Regions from separate parts of the Homo sapiens genome. Here region 2 is linked to region 1. The links are chromatin loops, found by intact Hi-C in ENCODE. Cell type or tissue: Caco-2. All regions are shown on one strand. Each heading gives the region's core, and the rest is flanking DNA. Links, peaks and the distances in the headings are about the cores only.

Region 1 (10,317 bases), core at 719-8,718:
TCGGCTCACTGCAGCCTCCACCTCCCGGGTTCAAGCAGTTCTCCTGCTGCAGCCTCCTGAGTAGCTGGGATTACAGGCATACACCACCACGCCCGGCTAATTTTTGTATTTTTAGTAGAGACGGGGTTTCACCATGTTGGCAAGGCTGGTCTTTGAGCCGCTGACCTCAGGTGATCCACCCGCCTCGGCCTCCCAAAGTGCTGAGATTACAGACGTAAGCCACTGCAGCCAGTGGTGGTGACCAGTTTTTACTCATGCTTCAGGTACATTCCTGCTGCTCAGAAGTGTCTGATTGAGGCAGCCTAGCTCACAGCCTGGCCGCCCTCCCACCACTGCCCTTCCTGCTGTTACAGTTGCACCTCTGCTGCTCCTGGTGCTTCCTGCCCACCACGGCCAAGAACCGTACTCACTGCCTCCACCAAGCTGTCCGCACTCCTCTGCTTGTCGCTGTTTTTGTTCCGGAAGCTGCTGGGGACAGTCAGGCTGGCTGGTGTGAAAGTCCGGTAGGAGATGTCGGGCTCGTCTGTGTACCAGGAGCTGCGGTGCAGGGACGGCAGGCTGCCGTTCACCTGGTCCAGGGCCTCTGACTGCTCCACTTGGATCAGGGGGGTGTAGCACGGTGTCCAGTCCCGGTAGGGAGGGGTTGCTGGAGGGGTGGCCCACGACCGGGTCGAGTGACTCGGTGAGTACTTCTGGGCTTTACTTGAATCTAGGCCGGCAACTGCCATGATCTGAGGAAAGAGGGGACTGTTGGGAGACCAGAGGTTCTCAGAGGTCCGGGCCTCAAACCTTCTGCGCACAGACCAAGCACCGGCGCTGCGCTCGCCAGGGGCAGTCCAGGCAAGGACTTGGAAAGGACATGGGCACACTGAAGTACGCTGAATGAATGGGCGGTGATGACTTTGTTTTCTAGCAGACTGTGCTTTCTTTTACCCCGAATCCATAATGCATTTCCTTTGGCTTTTCCCAAGGAGGTATCAGTTGCTAATTCATGAAATTGCTTCAGAATGAAGAATCAGGGAAGCCCAACAAGCTGTGGGTGTGAACACACCACCCAGTTCATGCTGGGTTTAAATACCGAAGTACATTCAGGGGAAACTACCACTTCCCAGCACTTATAGGAAAACAGCTGGTTCTCTTTGCTCTGGAGTAATGCATCCTAGAGCCGGCATTTGGCATGTGCTAAAGCACTGGGTACAAGCCCCGGTCTTACAATCCCACCACGGCAGATGCACCTTGGGGTTCACACTCTGCAGAGAGGGACGGGGAACGCTGTCTGTAAACAGCACAGGTCCATGCCCACCACCCTGTCGTGCACGAATGAATGGCATCTCTGATGTGATATTTTCAGAAAGAAAAAGCGCCATATTGTTATCCTTGAGGGAAAGCCCTAGTGAGTGGGCTCCGGCCCCACCCTCTTGCCTGTGCAGCCGCCCTCAACGTGGGCAAACTGTTCTCCCCAGACTGCTCCCTTTGTAGGCAGGGGAGGTTAACCCTGCATAGTACCCACAGGGCCCTGCCCATGGAGGGACCCATAAACTTAATGAAGGAACCACTTCTTAGAGAAAATGAAGGGCTGCACCGCTTGTTCAGAATCAGCCAAGTGGCCCCCACTCCCTGAGCTCAGATCACATCAGGCTCTGTATTCAATGCCAGGAAGAGGTGGTGGGGATCGCAGGGAGGCACCTGGGCAGTGAGGCCAGCTTTGGCAGCTGGCTCCCTGGATTCAAATGCCAGCAGTCACTTGTGTGAGCTTGGGCAGCATGGGACTCATGGCCATAGCTATTTGACAGGATTGTTACAAAGATTAACTAGACTGTAGGTGAAGATTCTCTCCTTCCCTCCTGGTGCTTAAGGCCAAGGAGAAGGGAGTGACCTGATGGGGGTCCTATGTGGGGTGCCCCTAGGTGTGGGGGCAAGGCCAGGTGGGCCGCTCACCTGTTGCTGCATTAGATGCAGAGGCAGGGCCGTGCGATGGGGGAAGATGGGAGACGACGGGACCTCTTCCTGGCTGCTCTGCCGGCGCAGGCACTCAAAGTTGAAGGAGGATCTCCGGTGGGCTGGGAAAGCAAAGGGCATCACACAGCTGTGAAGCAAGTTCTCTGCCGGGACACCGTCTTTCAGAGTCAGGGTGGCCCCGGATGCTCAGCAACGAGCCCAGGAAGAAGCATGCGGTTTGTCCAAGAGAAAGATTAGGTAGTGAGGTCTCCAAACTTTAGTAGGAGAGGATGAAGGCAGAAGCCCCAGTGAGGGATGTTTTTTAAAGTACAAACTTACTACTTTTTTTTTTTTTTTGAGATGGAGTCTGGCTCTGTCGCCCAGGCTGGAGTGCAGTGGCGCAATCTCAGCTCACTGCAAGCTCCACCTCCCGGGTTCACGCCATTCTCCTGCCTCAGCCTCCCGAGTAGCTGGGACTACAGGCGCCCGCCACCACGCCCGGCTACTATTTTGTATTTTCAGTAGAGACAGGGTTTCACCGTGTTAGCCAGGATGGTCTCGATCTCCTGACCTCGTGATCCACCCGCCTCAGCCTCCCAAAGAGAACTTACTACTTTTAAACGTTCGCCTGTTCTCAGGAGGAGGAGTGAAGGCAGCCCATAGGGCAACTGATCCGAGTCAGAAGCCCTGGCGCTGCATACTGTGGGGAGCGCACAGCACTTCAGTGCAAGAACACAAGTCCTGCCAGAACCCCACGACACTTCCCACTGTCACCTTCCAGATACCCTAAGTGTCCCCAGCAGCTGACATATCTTGCTGGGGCTCCTGTGTTTACACCTGTTTTAAAGGGAGGGACTTTACCTGCACTGATCAGCTTGACCAGGTAATAAGCAAATTATTTTTGTTGGGAAAGATTCAGCTTCTCTAGCACTGAATACAAACAAAGGACACCTCTAATTTTAAGAAAATGCTTGTCCTGCTAACAGCTCTTCCAACAGAGGCTCACACAGAGGTTAACAAGACAATCCACAGCTCCCAGCTTCACAGGGCACCAGGCCCGGGAGATCAGTCTGAATTCTGGGGCCCTAAGACACAGCCAGCAGCCTCCTCCCAGAAACCTCCTACCCCTTGCAGGGGCCTCTGTCGAGAGCACACCTATCGTTTACAAGGCATTTCTATGGCTCCTATCTTGACCGCTGCTTTTCTCGGATCACAGGGCCTCCTTTCTCAGCCCTGGCAAAACTCCACATGCCCCTCATTCCGCTATTGGAAAGCCCAGGGCCTAGCCAGGGGAGGACTCCCAGGCACACTGGGGCTGCACACAAGAGACCGGGCTGAGTCCTTGGCTAGGCACTGCCCAGCAGAGAGGAACGAGACAGCCAGTCCTGGTCTCTCGTGCCCAGTGCGCACTGTGGGGCCTCCTGGTTCAGTTGCCTACATGGGACACACACGGCTGCCTCATCAGAAAGCCTTCCCTCCACGCACCACCCAGGGGCCAACTGTGCTGTGGAGCATAGGTTTCCAGATCGAATGGCCGGGCTGGGGGCTGGGAAAGGAGAGCAGCGGTCCCTCTCCTGTATGTGGTGCTTTTCCATTTCTAAAATGCTCCAGGGATCCCCACCATCTCATGTGCTCTGCACAACACTCTCTGGAGGAGGAGGGAATCCCCCTGCAGCTGAGAACACAGGTGGAGGAGGGAAATGTTCTTCCTGTCCAAGGTCTGAGCTGCGGGGCAGCAAAGCAAAACCACCTTATGAATCAAGAGCACAGCCACTCCTGCCCACTCAGCTCCTCTCTGGCACTGTGGCTGGTGGGATTCATGTGCTTGCTTGCTTGGCCAAGTAGGCAGTAGACAAAGGCCGAGGCCCGAGGAAGGCAGTGGAACTCACAAGGGCGAGGGCCATCACCCGGCCTCACCTGCATCTGCTTCATCTAGTATTTATGGGAAAGGAGTGACTTCATTTAGCTGCATGTGTTCAGGGCTGAGGAATTAAATATTAACCATGGAAATGGGTCTGGTCACACTCCCCAGTGGGGCTGTGACAGTTGGAGTGAGGCAGAGGGCCCTGGGCACCTCCCAGTGGTGCTCTTTATAGTATATGCAGTTGGCAGACTCAGAAGCCGATGTGTCACGGCTATTTTTGGTTACTGATTAGAGTCCTGTTCAAAAATATGCTTCATTCCTCAGAAATTCCAGAAATGGATAGTCCTTAACCATCAGCAAAATGCCCACATGTCCAAAATGAAACTGTTCAGCCAAGGGCTGGAAGGGGCCAGGGCTGCACCTCTTCCCCCAGCTGGAGTTCCTTGCTCAGGATGACCCAGATCCGCCAGCTCCTGCCACCCACCGCTGCAGAGGGAAAGCAGGTGGAAGCAGCCAGCCCCAGCCCCAGCCCCTCTAGGTGGGATGGGTTTCCTGGCCCCAGAGTGAAGGGGACCAACAAGTCCAGAACCTGCCCCGTGAGCAGAGGGCACTGACAGACTTGACAGGAAGATGAGGGAGAAGCAGAGAAAGTGAGGGAGGAGGAGGGAAGGCAAGGGAGAGGAAGGGGGAGGAGGGAAGATGAGGGAGGAGGGAGGAGGGAGGAGGAGGGAGGAGAGGGGGAGGGAAAAGAAGGAGGAGGAGGGTAGATGAGGGAGGAGGAAGATAAAGGAAGATGCTAGAAGACGAAGGAGGAGGAAGATGAGGGAAGATGAGAGAAAATGAGGGAGGAGGAGGAGGGAACATGAGGGAGGAGGAGGAGGGAACATGAGGGAGGAGGAGGGAAGATGAGGGAGGAACGGAGGAGGAGGGAAGATGAGGGAGGGAGGAGGAGGGAAGATGAGGGAGGAGGAGGAGGGAAGATGAGGGAGCAGGAGAAGATGAGGGAGGAGGAGAAGATGCGGGAGGAGGAGGAGGAGGGAAGATGAGGGAGGAGGAGGAAAGATGGAGGAGGAGGGAAGATGGAGGAGGAGGAGGGAAGATAGAGGAGGAGGAGGGAAGATGAGGGAGGAAGAGGGAAGATGAGGGAGGAGGAGGGAAGATGAGGGAGGAGGAGGGAAGATGGAGGAGGAGGAGGGAAGATGAGGGAGGGAGGAGGAGCAGAGATGAGGGAGGAGGATAAGGCTTGGAGGGGCCTGAGGACAGATGGACACCAGAATGCCCAGGTGGCCCTCAGAGGCATGGGGTTTTGCAAGACAGGCCTGCGGCACAGCCAGCTCTGCACTTGAGCCCACTCTTCCCCTTTGGGGGCTCAGTCACCCCATCACAGAGTGCAGCAGGGCTGACAACAGCAAAAGCATGTGTGTGGTTTGCCTCCCTCTCAGGATGGTCCCAGGTTCAAAGACAATGCTATGTATGCAAAACACCCCTTACCAGATGTGTGCGTGCAATCTTAGGGCCCCACAGCCTCTCTCTTCTCAAAGAGAGTCAAGCATAGCACTGAAGAGGCTAGAGCTCTATCACGTGAGATATGGATGAGAAAGGAAGGAAAGCAGACACACTCTCTGGCTGGGGGCTGGTCTTGAGGACTAAGGATCCTGACCTGGCAGCACACATCCATCACCGGCCCCCAGAGCGGGGGTTGGGGGAGAGGTACACTGTTCCCCGGGAGGTTCCACCCAAAACAAAAAATCTGGCCTCACATGCTGGGGTGGGAGGTAGTAGGCGTCTCCTTGGAGATCTCCGTGAATCATAGCAAACGGGCGAGTCATCGTCCTCCAAGAATCCTTGGGGATGATGGTAGCCTCGGGGCCTCTCAGAGTCGATGTTTCTGCCTGGGTATCTGCTGTAGTAGCCATAGTTTTGCCTGGAGGTCAGAGAGGAGGGCAGTAAGGTTCTAGGTAACAAGCTCTGTCACTCAACCCTGCCAGACTGACATCCATACTCCTCTCCCCGCCTCCTCCCTTGGACACAGTAGGATTGGCTGAGAACAAGGCTGGCCTCAGTTTCATGGAAGATTCCAGATGGAGACCAAGGGCCATTACAGGACTGGAGGCCTGTGCTGAGGGATGTGCTGGCAGTTTTGATCCCTCAGCTCCAGGGCAAATGTGGATCGCAGATGTCCTGTGAGCCAGGCTCTCACCCACTCATTTCCTCCGTGAGAGCCCCTCTCCTGAGTGCCTTCCCTCTGCCAGGTGCTGGGCACCAAGGACACCAAGATGCATGAAGCATGAGCCCCACCCTCAATGGGCTTAGAAAATGCCATGAGCACACAGAAATCAAATGCGAGCTGGAAAGGGCCAGTGCTGGAAGAGAGGAACTCATGCGGTTCGTGAGGTTTTCTTTTCTGGGGGTTGGGGGAGGGATTTCAATTCCAGTCATGGAAATAAAAAGCAAGGCCCTAGAGCAGGCCCTCGACAGGGGGGATGAGGCCAGCAGACGGAGTGAGGGCATCCAAGCAGGGGCCACAGTGTGAGCAAAAGCCCTAGAGAAGGGAACACGAGTTCATCTGGCTCAGAGTCAGTGGTTTCAGAAGTCAGGCATTTGAGAGAGGCACGGGGAAGGGCTGCGGGAGCAGAGGGTGAGGGTCAGGCTGTGGCTCAGATGCCAGAAGCCACCTCACTGCCATTCCACTTCCACTTCACTGGGCCCCTGGTCACAGTGAGGTGCGGTTCAGAGAAGAGGGTGGAGGGCGATTTTCATCCGCCTGTGCCGCCTGCTACGCCTCCTAAAGCAGAGTGCCCATTGTACTAACAAACATTCTTTCTGTAGGACAGAAGCAAGATGGACCCCTCTGCTGAGTGACCCCTCATTTCTTCATCTCCCCGAGAGACCCCTTGAAGTGGCAGGAGGCAGGTGCTGTGCATGAGGACCTGGCCCAGCTCCAGGCTGGCCAAGCCGCCGTCCACACAGAGCCCTGGGGCCGCCAGAGCTCCAAGTGTTAATTCAGCAAAAACTGATCTCTCCAAAGACGGGTGGTGGAAAGGCATTAACCCAGCCACGAAGCAGGCCCATCTCCCATTTCCCAAGCCTTCACTAAAAGGCCTCAGAGGCCCCTAGTGGAAATAAGGCAACAGGTCTGAAAGAATAGCCCTCACCCTGCCTCTCTGCGGCTCTCTTTCTCCAGCTCCACTCTCCCTCTGGCCTGGAGTTTCTGCTCCCATTTTGCTTTTTAGGGGAAGCCCAAGTGCAGCTGCCGGTGGCCCTGGCTTCCGGAGTGGGCCGAGCACCAGGGCAGGGCGGCCTCCCGCTCTCCACAGGAGCCAGAGCAGCTCACCTGCTCCAGGTGGGCGAGCTGTCATCCTCGTAGCATTCCTCACTACTGAAATACTCCTGCTCCCCCAAGCAGTGGGGGTCCCTGAAATAGCCATGTATCTCTGGGTCTTCCCGGCAAATAGTTGGGAGCTGTTCATCTCCTGAGTCGGACCTGCAGTTGGGAGAGAGGATCTGAGAACCTGGGCAGGCGGCAGATAATTCCTGCTGCAGCTGCACCTCTGCCTGTGGCCGGCAACCCTGCCCGGGTGCTCCTGGCTTCTCCCAGCGCGCACCTGCCTCAGGCAGCACTGGACTGTTCCGGCTTCTGGCAACAGCACCGTGTGTGTGTCTGTGTGTGTGGTGTGCCTGCGGGCCAGGATAGGGTCTCTCTCAGTGCCCTGCACAATGTTGGTGTCAAACCATTGTGTCCAGAGGCCTTGGAGCCAAAGGAATAGGTGCAATTTGGAGAACAGAACAAAAAAATGGACCTAGGGAAAAAGACCCTGGGTTCCCAGGGCATCTGCTCTGATCCCTCCCTCTCCTTCTAGTCCCCCAGCTCCAGCCCAGTGTGACTTCAGAACCTGGAACAAAGGAGCTTCCTGGCCACTGACCTCCTGCTGTATCAAATCAGGAAGGTCGAGTGAGTTCTGGATACAGTGCCACAGGGGAAACTGTCACAGAACATGTCCACCATGTTTCCAAAGGCTGCCCTGCCCCAGGAATGTGGTAAGTCTCCCTGAAACCCGGCTCATCCTGGCCTCAGTCCTCAGAGAAGGACGTGGTGATGTCAATCCTCTCTCCAAAGGAAGGATGGCACTTCCTCTGACTTCTCCACTTTCTTGCACCCAACTTGGGCCCACATGGCTCCCGACTTCACTTCATAACATGACACAGGAAGACCCATCCTCCCTTGGCCCCCAACAAAATGGGCATTCCGCCCACAATTCAACTCAGGTCAATACATGTGGAGTGGAATATACTACACATATCTTGAGGGCTACAGGGAAAATGACAAGATCCCATTCCTGACCTTCAGGAGGTTTGGGTCATGCTGCAAAGCACCCACAAGAAGCTTGACCCCAGAGAGCAGCCGGAGCTGCCAGCCACACAGGCTGAGGCCCCTGTAAATGCACAATGGATGCTCCTAGTGCCATCGCGAGGCCTGCAGGAGCCAGCCCATGGGGTGCACCTTGTGTGTGGACACCAGTCCTTGGATGGCAACAGAGTCGACAGAGATATGGATCTGAAGGTGCCTTTGCTTAGAAGCAACAACCTCTGACCTCTGAGTCCACAGCCATGAATTATGATAACCTTTAATAGGCTGGCTCAAAGAAGTGTTTCTCATTCTTCAGCACTCAGAGAGGCCAGCTGGTAACATACCATCACAGTATTTAACACAAAAACAGGTAATGAGCACATACCTAATGTAAGTTTCATAATAGCGGGTTCTATCCAGGAAAGGCATAACATGGGAAGGAGGGAGAAGATAAAAGTTAATTTCCAACCAAATTTACAATGCAAACATCAGGCTACCTCCTAGAGTAGGGGTTAGCAAATTATGATTCGCCATCCACATAGGGGCTGCCACCTGGCCTTGTATGACCCATGGGCTATGAACGGGTTTTATTGTTATAAAGGATTGAAAAACATAAAAAAGAATCTGAAGACAAAAAATATCTCATCATATGCAAATATATGAAGTTCAAATTTCAGTGACCATAGGGAAATTTTAATGGGCACAGCCACACACCCATTCACTTACATATTTCACACTGCAACGGCAGAGCTGAGAAGGTGCAAGACTGTATGGTTCTCAAAGCCTAAAATATTGACTCACTGACCCTTTAGAGAAACAATTCACCAACCCCTGTCGCACAGTATGTGAGCACAATTGAGAGGTGGATTTTGTGGCTGCTGCTGTTTTAAGGTCCCTCGGCACCCCACACAGGATGTAGGATGGCACGTGGCCCTTATCCTTTAGGTCCATCACGTGGAGAGTGTCAGAGGCAGCAGTGACCTGGGGGGCACTCACAGATCCTGACACAAATGCCTACGGGGAACCTCCTCCATGCCCCAGAGCACAGAGCACAGACCCGCCTTGCTCCTTGGGACTAGACGCAACACGGGCAGACACCACATGAGCAAGTCCAAACACATTGTCAAGGTTACCTTTTCACACTGGACCTTCTCTGAGGCTCCCGGTCATGCTTGTGGGAAGAATGATGCCCATTTTCAGACACATGCTCAAGGTTCCCAATGCTGGGCCGCTTTCCATGGGCAGCTTTGGACATATTGGCATTATTGAGATTGGCATTTGTTGAGGTGGGAACTTGCTTTCCTATGGAATTATGGTTATGATGGTTATGACACACCGAATTTCCTGCTGGAGGAAACAGCGGTTTCTCAGTATCACTTGCAGGTGGAATTGAAGGCCTTTGGACATGCAGGGGACGGTGGGTGGTATTGGTCTGCTGAAGGGAATCTCTCCTATCACTATTAACATGATTGACATGGTTTCCAAGCAGGGCACCATTTCTCTGCAAAATAATGGGAGACAACACCAGGTAATTTAACAAGTATTTGATGCAGACTAGCTATGTTAGGTAACTTTTTCTACATGAAAAACAAATTCTAGGCAAGCTCCGTAGGATCCCTGTAAAACAATCTGAGTGTCTCAATGATCAGGGTGAATGTGACTGTGTGGCAGTTGGTCCCCCCGAGATGAGGAAGGTTACCGATTTCCTGAGCTGGGGAGCAAGCTGTCGGCTGTCACTCGAGTGTGCTCTTCCAGTTGCTCCAAGTTGGGGTGACTTATACCCAGCTGGGCTGGCTGGTGGCCCCAAGGTTGGGCATGCTCTCTGGGCTGGGGGACTGACAGCCAGCTGGCAGATCAAAGAGCTGGCCCGGGAAGGAGGAGGGTAGCAAAGGCAGCTGCCGGAAGGACTCAGGATGCTCATCCACAGGGCCAGCGGCTGTGGCCGAGCTCCTCAGAAGCAGGCAGTGAGGGGAAGCTGGGTAAGCTCAGGGAAAGAGCTGGCCTGGCCCTAGAAGAGGTGCTGATGCCTGGGGAGGGTCTGTAAGAGGGGGAGGGTGTGGTCTGAAAGCCCCTCTAGGCCCTGGGGATGGGCTGCATTCTCCAGACTCTTCTGTGGATGATTAACTGCCCAAACTGGAGTCCTGCCCTGCTATTTCCAGATGGCCAG
Region 2 (10,317 bases), core at 846-8,845, 76 kb after region 1:
CAAGGATCTCATGGCCCGGCATGAGAGTTCTCACCAAGTCCTGTGGTCTCGTGAAGCAATGGAGGGTGGCTCATGCCTGACACCTGGGCTCAAACGATGGCTCTCTGGGCCATCAGAACCTCGCTGCTGTCCTCAATGTGCCCTGCGCCTGGTTAGCAACTGGTTATCCATACCCTCAATGTTTGACTTTAGAATTTAAACATATACATATACACATGTATGTATTTATGTATGTATATGTACATATATGTATACACATAAAACATATATATAAAACATACACATAAATATATGTATACACATATATTTAAATTGTAAAGTATATGTGTGTATATATGTATATCTAAAATATGTATGTATATGTTTAAATTCTAAAGTATATACGTGTGTATATGTATATATACCTATCTGTATTCCTGTATTCTATAAGACTATTATAGATAGATAGCTTTTCCTTGGAAAAGATTTTTTCCACTTTCAAACTGGAGTCAACTTTATGTAAGGCGACCCCTCACTTCAAGTCCTCCCTTTTGGGCCTATTTAATGCTGGGCGTACCCCCCTGAGGACCTGAAGGTGGTTAGCAGTTGAGTCTGGGAAAGAACTTCCAAGCTAGTGAGGGCAGGAGTGCTTTGTAGCTTTAGGTGAAAATAAATGCATTCCCTCAACATATATATATATATATATATATATATATATATACACACACATATATATATGTATATGTATATGTATATATATATACATATACATACATACATACATACACACACACACACACACACACAAACACACACACACACACAAAGGGCTGTAGGTGTCAGCAATATCAGTTTAATAACCTTTTTTTTTTAAAGAACACCCAAACAGTGGTGAGCTGTAAAAGCTACCATCACATCTTCATATCTCTGAGGATGCCAGCAGGCCTTGCTTCCCACCTGTGTCTCCCTAGGGCCAATGAATTATAAAGAGTTGTTCTCTGACAGCCAAGAACTACTTCTGCAATTCTAGAAACCTTTCCAGGAGCCATTTATTTCCCCTGGCATTCCACTCAGTCCCAGATGATTTAAAACCTAGAAACTAGCTAGTAAATAAACGTCTTCCTCTTATAGTACTTGTGAGTCATTACCCTGTTCCTTGTGAGCACCTTATCATTTTAACATGAGAAATGCTATTTTAAGTAGACTATCATAGAGCTGAACTGAATACTTACAACCCATAAAATATCACTGTGCAATATGACTTTACAAAGATAAAACTCAATTGGGAAAACTGATCAATCAAGTGGGGGATCTATGAGGATGAGGATGCTATGCGGACCTTGGTCACAAAAATTCTCATCCCACAAGGCATCCTAACAGAAGATCCACTCATTAGGAAAAATTTCCACGGCTGGCCGAAGCATGGAACACCAGAGCAGTGAGCTCCAGCTGGAATATGCTGGGGTGGACAAGGCTTTCCCCATTGCTGTCCCCATGCAGGGGTGAAGGCAGGGAGGAGAACCTAGAATGGAGCTCCTCCCAGGACCTGGCCACACCCCTGTGGGAAGGAGGCAGCTAGGAAGAGATGAGCTGAGGGCAAGAGCAACAGTGGAGGAGAGAGGGGTTGGAGGGGACTTGGGTGAGGGCGCCAGGGACACTCAGGTTCAGAAAGGGCTGTGAACCACTTCCCCTCACCCCCACCCGAGCCACCCTCAAGCAACCTGTAGGGTCACTGGCAAGAGGCAGCCGTGAGAGACTAGAAGGGGAGTATTTACGGGTTGGTCTTGCTAAGAATGAAGAAAGCGCTCCCTTCAGGGATGGGGGCAATTTTTTCCTTCATGTTCAACTCCGAGATCCTTCGAGGACGGGGTCCGGCAGGAACCTCAGGTTCATCCTCCTCCTCTTCCTCTTCCTCTTCCCCTACTTTAAATGAAATACTTTTTTTATAGGCATGAAATAAAGACTACATATGGGTTTGAATTATTCTTAATTTCACATGCAAATTTGGCTTAAACTTTAACAACATCTACCTGCTTACATGAATCAAAACCCTCCTGCTCCTTCAGAACATGGACTGAGTGTGTGTTGCAGGGGTGGGGGGTGCTGAGAAGTGTCCCCGTCTGGTGAGCATGTTTAGTTTGCGGGAATGATGAGATTCCCACCAGCGTAAGATCTGACCACAGATGAAAGGTGGCAGTGCTGAGATTCTCACTGCCAACCTCCCAACACCTGGCTGTTTCCCCAGTAACCTCCTCGCTCAGACTAGCCTGAGAAACTGTGTGGGACTTTCAGTCTCAATCAGCTCCTAGGCTCCCAACTCCACAGTCCCACCCACATCAGCCAATAAATGTGCCAGTCAAATATAAAAGTGTCAGGTGAGCGCTAACACCGGGGGGCCTCCTGGACCAGTCTCCCAGCAGAAGCTGGGACTGCCCTGACCCACCTGCACTTTCCCTCCCCATCACCTGGAATTTGAGTGACACATTCTGCCTGTGACCATGGGAAAAAGGCGAGCTAACTGGTCCCACGGCCTTGGTGGCCTCAGCAGCTCATGTGCACGCTGCTGGGCTGGCTGGCCGCAGACTCGGCAGGTGGTCACAGAGCAGTAGCAAAGACACACAGCAAAGCCAGCGTCTCCGGCCTCCGCCACCATACCTGGCACATCGCAAGGCGGATAGGGGTCCTTGTCTTCATCCTCTTCTCTATAGTCATCAATTGTAACCTAGGATGACAAAGACATCTTGGGAGGAGGGGAGACTGACTTAAAATCACTTCAGAGAGGAAAAGTCACCCTGGTGGTCCAGCATAGGGCATGGATTCCTCCCCAAAGCTGCATCTGTATTTGAGTGTGCAGGGACAGGCAGATGTCCCCAGATGGTGATTCTGCTTCAGACAGAAGGCCTGAGGGCAGGTGAGAAGAAGGCTGAACCCTGACCCAGTCGTGGTTAGCCAGCACCATTCAGGGCTCTGTCCTTGCCCTGTGCCAGCACATTCACTCATACCATGTGATAATGCATCTCATACTCCTGTCTTCCTGCCAGACTGTGAGCCCCATGAAGGCAGGGACCTGTCTTCTTCATTCCTGAATCCTCAGTGTCTGATACATGATAGCCACTCAGTAAGCATTTATCAACTCGATGAACAGAGAAAGAACAAAACAACCAGGGCTGTCATAAATGGGATTCAGTTTTACAGTATAGCCCTGAGGCCACCTGATCCTGGGATTACCTCTGGAAACAGACATCTATTAAAAATCCGCGATTTTCATACCCACTCAGAAGATGCTAACGTGATCCTGACCACGGGTCAGGGCTGATTGCACAATTCCAATAAAGAAAACATAAGTGGTCAAACTAGTCAATTCTTTATCATATTGGTTTTCTGGTGAAATATCAGTAAACACAACTAACTGCCTAAATTCAACCAGAATCCCCCCTGGGAAGCCAGGGTCTATATGGTGTGCCATATTCTTCACACCAAAATATTACAAGAATGATACACAAGACACTTCCACAGTGTAAATGGTACATGTATGGAGATCAACAGGATCATTTTGAAACAAAAAGGGGAGAAGCATCTTAGAATACATACCTTGTTGTCACTGTTGGCTATCTGGTTGACTTCTGGTTTGTTGTTCTTTTTATTTTCTAGGCTCTCTTTTCTAAAGAGAAGAGAAAAGAGCACAAGAAACCAAATAACCATGTTACTCTGTATAAAAATGCTAATCAGGATTCTGAATCAATAATGCTCCAATGAAGGACAGAATTTAATTAGAAACAACACTAACCACAAGAGCCTAGCACAACCCAAACTCAGAGCTTCCTGGTAATCTCAATGCGATGGATTCATTACACAGACCATCTTATTAAAATTCTCATCTGAGAGCTAATCAGCATTGAATGCATCATTTATTTTATGACACCAAAATTAACTGCAGTGATTCTTTAAGCATGGGGACACGTGACTCCCACTCTCAGCCCCGAGGGATGACAGCCAAGAGCCTGGCTTCTGCCCAAGATTCCATCCGTTTTGGTCTGCAGTGCATGGTCAACCATGATCCACAAAGCAGCAACCCGGGGGCTGCAGCTGCCGTGATGCGGGGGTAAGCCTGGCAGGCTGCAACTGTTGCAGGGCTCCCAACACAGCCCCTGGACAAACACGTCAGGGGAAAATAGGGTTACCTGGCAATCTTTTTCCTCTCCTTTTCTTCCGCTTCTTCTTTCTGAGCAGTGTTCAGACTTTCAGCATCAGCCAAATTGTCTACAGCGATGGCCAAGAAGACATTCAGTAGAATATCTAATTTCAACTTTTTAAGGGCACAACACACTACTAAATGCAACTACGTGCGGCCAACAATGGCAACGCCACACACCTCTGCATCCCGGGAAGCTGGTAGTAAGTGACCGTCCCAAGTGTTATACTCACACAGCAAAACTAGAGTACCAGAGCCCTGCTTTTCAAACAAAACAAAACAAAACAAAACAAAACAAAAGTAAAAACCTGTAAAAGGACAGTCTACAGAAGTAAAATTAAGATTCACTAAAACCCATGAAAACCCACTAATTTCAACCTTTCTCTGTGTGTGTGTGTGTCCAAACATCTACGTATCTATAGCTATGTTATACATTTTATAAAACAATCTATAACATAAACATGGTATAATTAAAAAGTAGTTTGGGTTTTTTTTTTAAACACATACTACAACTACAACATATATATTCAGGGGAGTGCTTTCCAAAACAGACCACTTCAAAGGTTGCAAGTTATTCAAATGATGATGCCCTTGCACAAGACAGTATGAGACTTTCTCCTTTGAAATAACCTTCAGAGTCTACAGATAACTCATTCATTCCTTCACTCCACAAACACTGACTGACTATAATGTGTCTGACTTACTGCCACCTGGTGCTGGACTGTTGTGAATAGTCTCACTGCAGCTCGATCTTTGATCACTGTACCTGAACTTGATTTTTGCCCTCTCCAGCCCAGGACAAATTGCTTCCCGAGGCTCATTGCAGTTCCAGTTAAAAAACACAATAAAAGGTTAGGTGACTGAACAAATTATCATATTTTTTCACTCTTACTCTAATGTTGTATACATGGCTTTCTTGAATGTTTTTGTTTTTAACAAGTATTCTGAACAAGACTCCTAAATCAGAAGATGCCTGTTTCTTACCCACTAGCAGTGAAGCATGTTTTTGAGAAGCACAGGGATGAGAGGGCAATAAGTGAGAAGGCCCCCTTCTGTGACAAATGCTTCTCTCTGCCTGATGCCCGGCCATCTGCAGGCAAAACTGCAGGAGCCCAGAGACCCCGAGACAGGAGCAGCATAGCACTGTCCCATACGCCCTGTGCAATTTGTTGTCTTGGATGGGTTGCTGAACACGTAAACCAACATAACCTAACAAGGAACAGATGATGAAATCTCTGTGAGGGAATAGCACGCCTGACTAATCTATTCAAGGTTTTAAAGAGGAGAGAAACGTAAGTGAATTACATTAAGACTCAAAAAGCCTTTGACATGCTGGCCTATTTTTTAACTGGAGCTGCAATGAGCCTCAGGAAGCAATTAGTCCTGGGCTGGAGATGGCTTGGTAACATGAGCATTCCTCTGCTAGGCCTGGGGTAATGGTAACTCGGACAGGGGCTAGTGATGAGACTAGCTGTACTGAGTATTCCCTCCATGATCTCAGTGAAGAAACAATAATCTCTCTAGTCTTGCCATGACACTCAACTCCTTTGGGTAGTGGAAAGCAAATCCAGAGTGATGAGCCACAGGAAGATCTTACAAGCTTGTAACAACTTTCCAGAGCAAAATCCATCATCTGTATTGAGAGGCATTACTCAGACCCTCCTAAAGAGTGGCATGCTCTGGAATTCATCCAGAAAGATCTACCAAGTACCTCCAATGTGTCAGGCACTGTTGTGGGTGCTGAGGGCACAGGAAGAAACACCACACACTGGAATGTCTACTCTAGTTGGGGAAGACAGAGCATAAGCAGCTCCCTAAGCACCTCTGATACAGTGGCATGTGCTATAAAGAAAACAACATGCAACCACAGACAAGCACCAGGGAATACTTCTCTGCAGATTCAAGTCCAGGATGTTGCTGTGGCCTAAAGAGTCAACCATAGGACAGCAGAAAAAGAAAATAATGACCTTTCATTTACCAAGGGCCAACTATGTGCAAGATCCCGTACTCTATTGAGAGATGTGAATACAAAAAGATTCCTGACTCAAGAAGCTTATCCATCTAGTTAGGGAGATGGAGGAATGCCCACTCAAAATTCCAGTAGACAGGCCGGGCGCAGTGGCTCACACCTGTAATCCCAGCACTTTGGGAGGCCAAGGCGGGCGGATCACCTGAGGTCAGGAGTTTTAGACCGGCCTGGTTAACATGGAGAAACCCCATCTCTACTAAAAATGCAAAAATTAGCTGGGCATGGTGGTGCACACATGTAATCCCAGCTACTCAGGAGGCTGAGGCAGGAGAATCACTTGAACCCAGGAGGCGGAGGTTGCAGTGAGCCGAGATTGCACCACTGCACTCCATCCAGCCTGCGTGACAGAGTGAGACTCCTTCTATAAAATAATAATAATAAATAAATAAAAATCCAGTAGACAGAAGAACCTACAGGCAGTAAGAGACGTGGATAAAATCTGAGGGGGAGCTCAGAGGTAGAAGAACCTTCTCTGGGTGGGAGACAGGGCAGGGGTGGCTCTTGTGGAGGGGGCCTTAGAGCCGAGTCAAGGGACTACAAGGATGTATATGTGTTGAGATGGGGTTTTTATAAAATACCTTATAGCACAAAGCATTGTCCTTGTAGAAAAGGGGGCAGGTTTGCACTGAGGTTACCACACTGAAGAAAATTTATCAGTGAGCCAGACAAGATAAAGAAGAAAACACCTACAGAGATCTGGGCCACCTTAGAAGCAGAATCCAGATTAGGACCTTTTAAAATGGAAGGGTGAAAACCCAGATGTAGTATCATGAGTGTGTACGTCGTTCATGCATCAAACATTCATTAAAGGCCTCTGTGTACCAGGTCTGGTGCTAGGCATGGAGGACCTGGAGATAAAACACCGAGAACCAAAGGCTATAGGATCAGGAAGGGTCTGAATGAGGTAAATACAGATCTAAGGGCCAATTCCAGAAGTCTAGGATTAGAGGGTGCCTCTCGACAGGGAAAAGGGGTAAAGTAAGGCAGAGAGAAGTTATGCAGCATGATTTAGCAGCTAGCCAATGGACACTTGATCCGCAAAGATGGACAGATCAGCAAAGTGAAATTAGCCCAGGGGAGCACAGATCAGTCCACAAAGATGGCTCTCATCAGTCACGAAGGGTCTTAGGAAGTCACAGATGGACGCCTAAGCTCCCAATAATGATAACATAAAGAACCACCTGGCCTTGCGCTCAGCCATCCCTCGGGACCTGTACAGGAGACATGATGCCAAACTGAGTGACCTCTGGGACCAGTATGTGTGCTGTCTCACGCTCCTTCCCTGGGCTTGCTTCTCTTAGCCAGAGCGCATCCCTCAAAGCCTCTCTGGAATTCTGCTTACAGGACGCTGTCCCCCAGCAGCATGGAAGAAAAGCAGATATTGAGCTAATAAGGTAAAGGCATTTACCTCCCTGCCACAACTACTACCACCACCATCACCACAGAGAAATGCAGAGGAAGAAAAACAAAACCAGATAACGACGGCAACAACAAAGCCTGGTCGGCTTGAAGGATACAGTTACCACAAATGAAGAGGATGATGAAGTAGATGCAGACGATCATTCCTGAAGAGGATGGGCCCCCGTAAGCCATGATGCCATCGTACATCACAGCATTCCAGTCTTCGCCTGTCAGGATCTGAGAAGCCAAACTGGTATCAGCCAGCAGGTGGATTCACAAATTGCAGCCGCTCTCTTAGAGCCCCTCGGTGGCTGCCTAGATCTGGTTTAAGCTGCCTTTCACAGTCCAGTTTGCACTGAACAAATCCATCTGTTATCCCATGGAATTTCTAAAACACTGTTTTTTAATTACACAAATAGATAATTCTTTGAGTGAAAAAAAATAACCTTATTATTAAGACTTAAGTGTTTGTTTGTTTTTGAGATGGAGTCTCGCTCTATTGCCAGGCTGGAGTGCAGTGGCTTGATCTCAGCTCACTGCAACCTCCACCTCCCCGGTTCAAGCAACTCTCCTGCCTCAGCCTTTCAAGTAGCTGGGATTACAGGTGACCACCACCACACTCGGCTAATTTTTATATTTTTAGTAGAGAGAGTGTTACAGCAGTTGGCCAGGCTGGTCTCGAACTCCTGACCTCAAGTGTTCCGCCCACTTCAGCCTCCCAAAGTGCTGGGATTACAGGCATGAGCCACCTCACCCAGCCAAGATTTATGTGCTTTTTGATTACACCCCAGCCCAGTTTTAGTCCCTTCCCCAGAAAGCATGCTCTTTCTGTGTCTCTCTGGAACCTTCAACTACAGATTTAAACACGTTTACACACAAAGAAAACAAGCACTAGGTGTCTTCTCTGAGTTTTCAGACATAAAGGATATCATGCTATGCAAAGTTTTCTGCAACTGGCTTGTTTTTTCATTCAACAACATACTCTGGAGACCCTCTGTGTCAGAAGGTGCATCTCATTCTTTTAACTGCTGCATAGCATTCCACATAGTCCATCAACTGTGGAAATGGATAATTATACCTATGAAATTACAAAAGCAGGAAATTCTAAATGTCTCATGTAAATTTACAAAACTACCTCAAGAGTAGATATCACCAATGACCTGAAATTTAATCTTCTCTACTGATCATACTTGATAATTCAATCCATGATGAAATAGAATCAGATGAATAAGAACAGTAATGAAAAAAATGCTATCTTCCGACGACAGACAGAGCTCCTTTATCTTCAATCTGAACTAGATATTTTTAAAATTTAAACTGTTATGGATCACAACCAAACAAAAATGGGCAAATGATTTGAAAAGATAAAGTAATTCACAGAAAAGGCACTACTGATGGCTCTGAGTCATAGGAAAAGACGTTCAACCTCACTCCTGATAAGAACAGTATCTTTTAAAAGTACAATGAAATGCCATTTTCACCTAACTGATGGGCATCCCAAAGCATGCTCTCCACTGAGGGGAGAGGCAGTGAGGCAATGGGCAGTGTGAAGACAATGAGCTAATACAACCATAAGGAGAGCACTTGGGCACGTGTGTCAACATTTAAAATGGACACACCCTCTAAAGCAGCAATTCCATCTCTGGGAGTTTATCCCACAGATCTACAGCCAACACATGTGCCCTCTGATGCGTGTTCAGGGTCACCTACTGGAGCCCTGTGTATGTGGGCTAAGACCAGACAGAACTCAATGCTTGTCAGCAAGGGACTGGTCATATGAACAACGGCACATCTACCACCGCATGGACGCAGCGTTTCAAAGGAGGGGCAGCCTTTTATGGACCAAGCAGGAAGGCTCTTGAGGACACTCAAAGTGATAAAAGCAAGATGCAAAACAGCACGTACAGTGAGCTCCTGTCTGTGGAAAGTCTCCTATAGGTAGCTTAACTGAGTTGTAGCTATCAGAAAATGCAGATCTAAGAATTCACAAGAAACTGTTTAATGGTGGTTGCTTCCTAGAAGAGGAAATTTGTGGCTGGCTGGGAGAATTATTATTCATTTGTAACATTAGAATTTTGTGCCATATGCATGCATTACCAAAAAAAAAAAAAGACACCAGTTTCTCTGAAAGAAATTTTTTTTTAAAAAAGAATCACTGATCAGCAGCCAAAATTTAAGTATAATTCAAACAACAATACTATGGCTTACAGCAGATTATATATACCTGAAAATGACCAAGTGGGAGAGAATTGTCCAGATCATTCCCTTTGGTCTCTGGATTTCTTCAGAAATGGGTAAGTGACTCATCCACAGCAGAGAGCTGGGCATGGAAAGGGCCACCACAGGACCCAGCTGTCTGCTGCCTTTCCTCTCTGGCAGGGCTCTGCAGCTCACATCACACAGGAAAAGCAATGAGGACAGGTGGGTCTTTTAAACTTCCCCATCAGACCCTGTCCAAGGAGGAGGGTTTTGAGCACCTCAGCGTAGAGTCAGGGGAGCATGTGCTGCTGCTCTGAGCAGCAGAGCCATCGGTGCCTCTCTGCAACCACCGCTCCCTTCTCAGCTACTGCCTGCAGAGGCCCCACAGGACAGGCACCCTCAGAATCTTTGTGTCCTCACTGCATCCCAGGAGGAGGACAGAAGGGACCAATGGCTGCCACAGTTCCTACCACTCTGATTCCTCCAACTACACACCAAAGCATGGAGGCATGAGAAT

What was found. Hi-C counts contacts between places; a loop is a spot of excess contacts. Peaks named below come from ENCODE experiments on the same cell type or tissue, not always from the same donor. Only the 100,000 strongest peaks of a DNase experiment are listed, where the experiment ranks them.
Region 2: a loop joins it to region 1, with 8 times the contacts of the local background. A loop is called at or near these places in 5 of 110 quality-filtered maps.

What each region holds. Positions count from the first base shown.
Region 1 is chr3:53,800,392-53,810,708 of GRCh38, reverse strand. CACNA1D (calcium voltage-gated channel subunit alpha1 D) reads right to left here. Exons shown (of 48, transcript NM_001128840.3): 42 at 9,284-9,651; 43 at 8,536-8,562; 44 at 7,137-7,286; 45 at 5,563-5,726; 46 at 1,939-2,060; 47 at 411-731. Among named protein-coding and RNA genes, the nearest start is that of CHDH, 41 kb to the left of the region's middle. RefSeq lists enhancers at 2,804-3,303, 3,304-3,805, 5,416-6,217 and a silencer at 5,150-5,199. In Caco-2, for the core only: no CTCF peak of the experiment used is centred there; a DNase peak (open chromatin) is centred at 5,658.
Region 2 is chr3:53,724,400-53,734,716 of GRCh38, reverse strand. It overlaps CACNA1D (calcium voltage-gated channel subunit alpha1 D), which reads right to left. Exons shown (of 48, transcript NM_001128840.3): 15 at 7,718-7,838; 16 at 4,161-4,275; 17 at 3,571-3,640; 18 at 2,635-2,701; 19 at 1,755-1,902. Among named protein-coding and RNA genes, the nearest start is that of CHDH, 120 kb to the left of the region's middle. RefSeq lists enhancers at 1,983-2,521, 2,522-3,062. In Caco-2, for the core only: no CTCF peak of the experiment used is centred there; no DNase peak of the experiment used is centred there.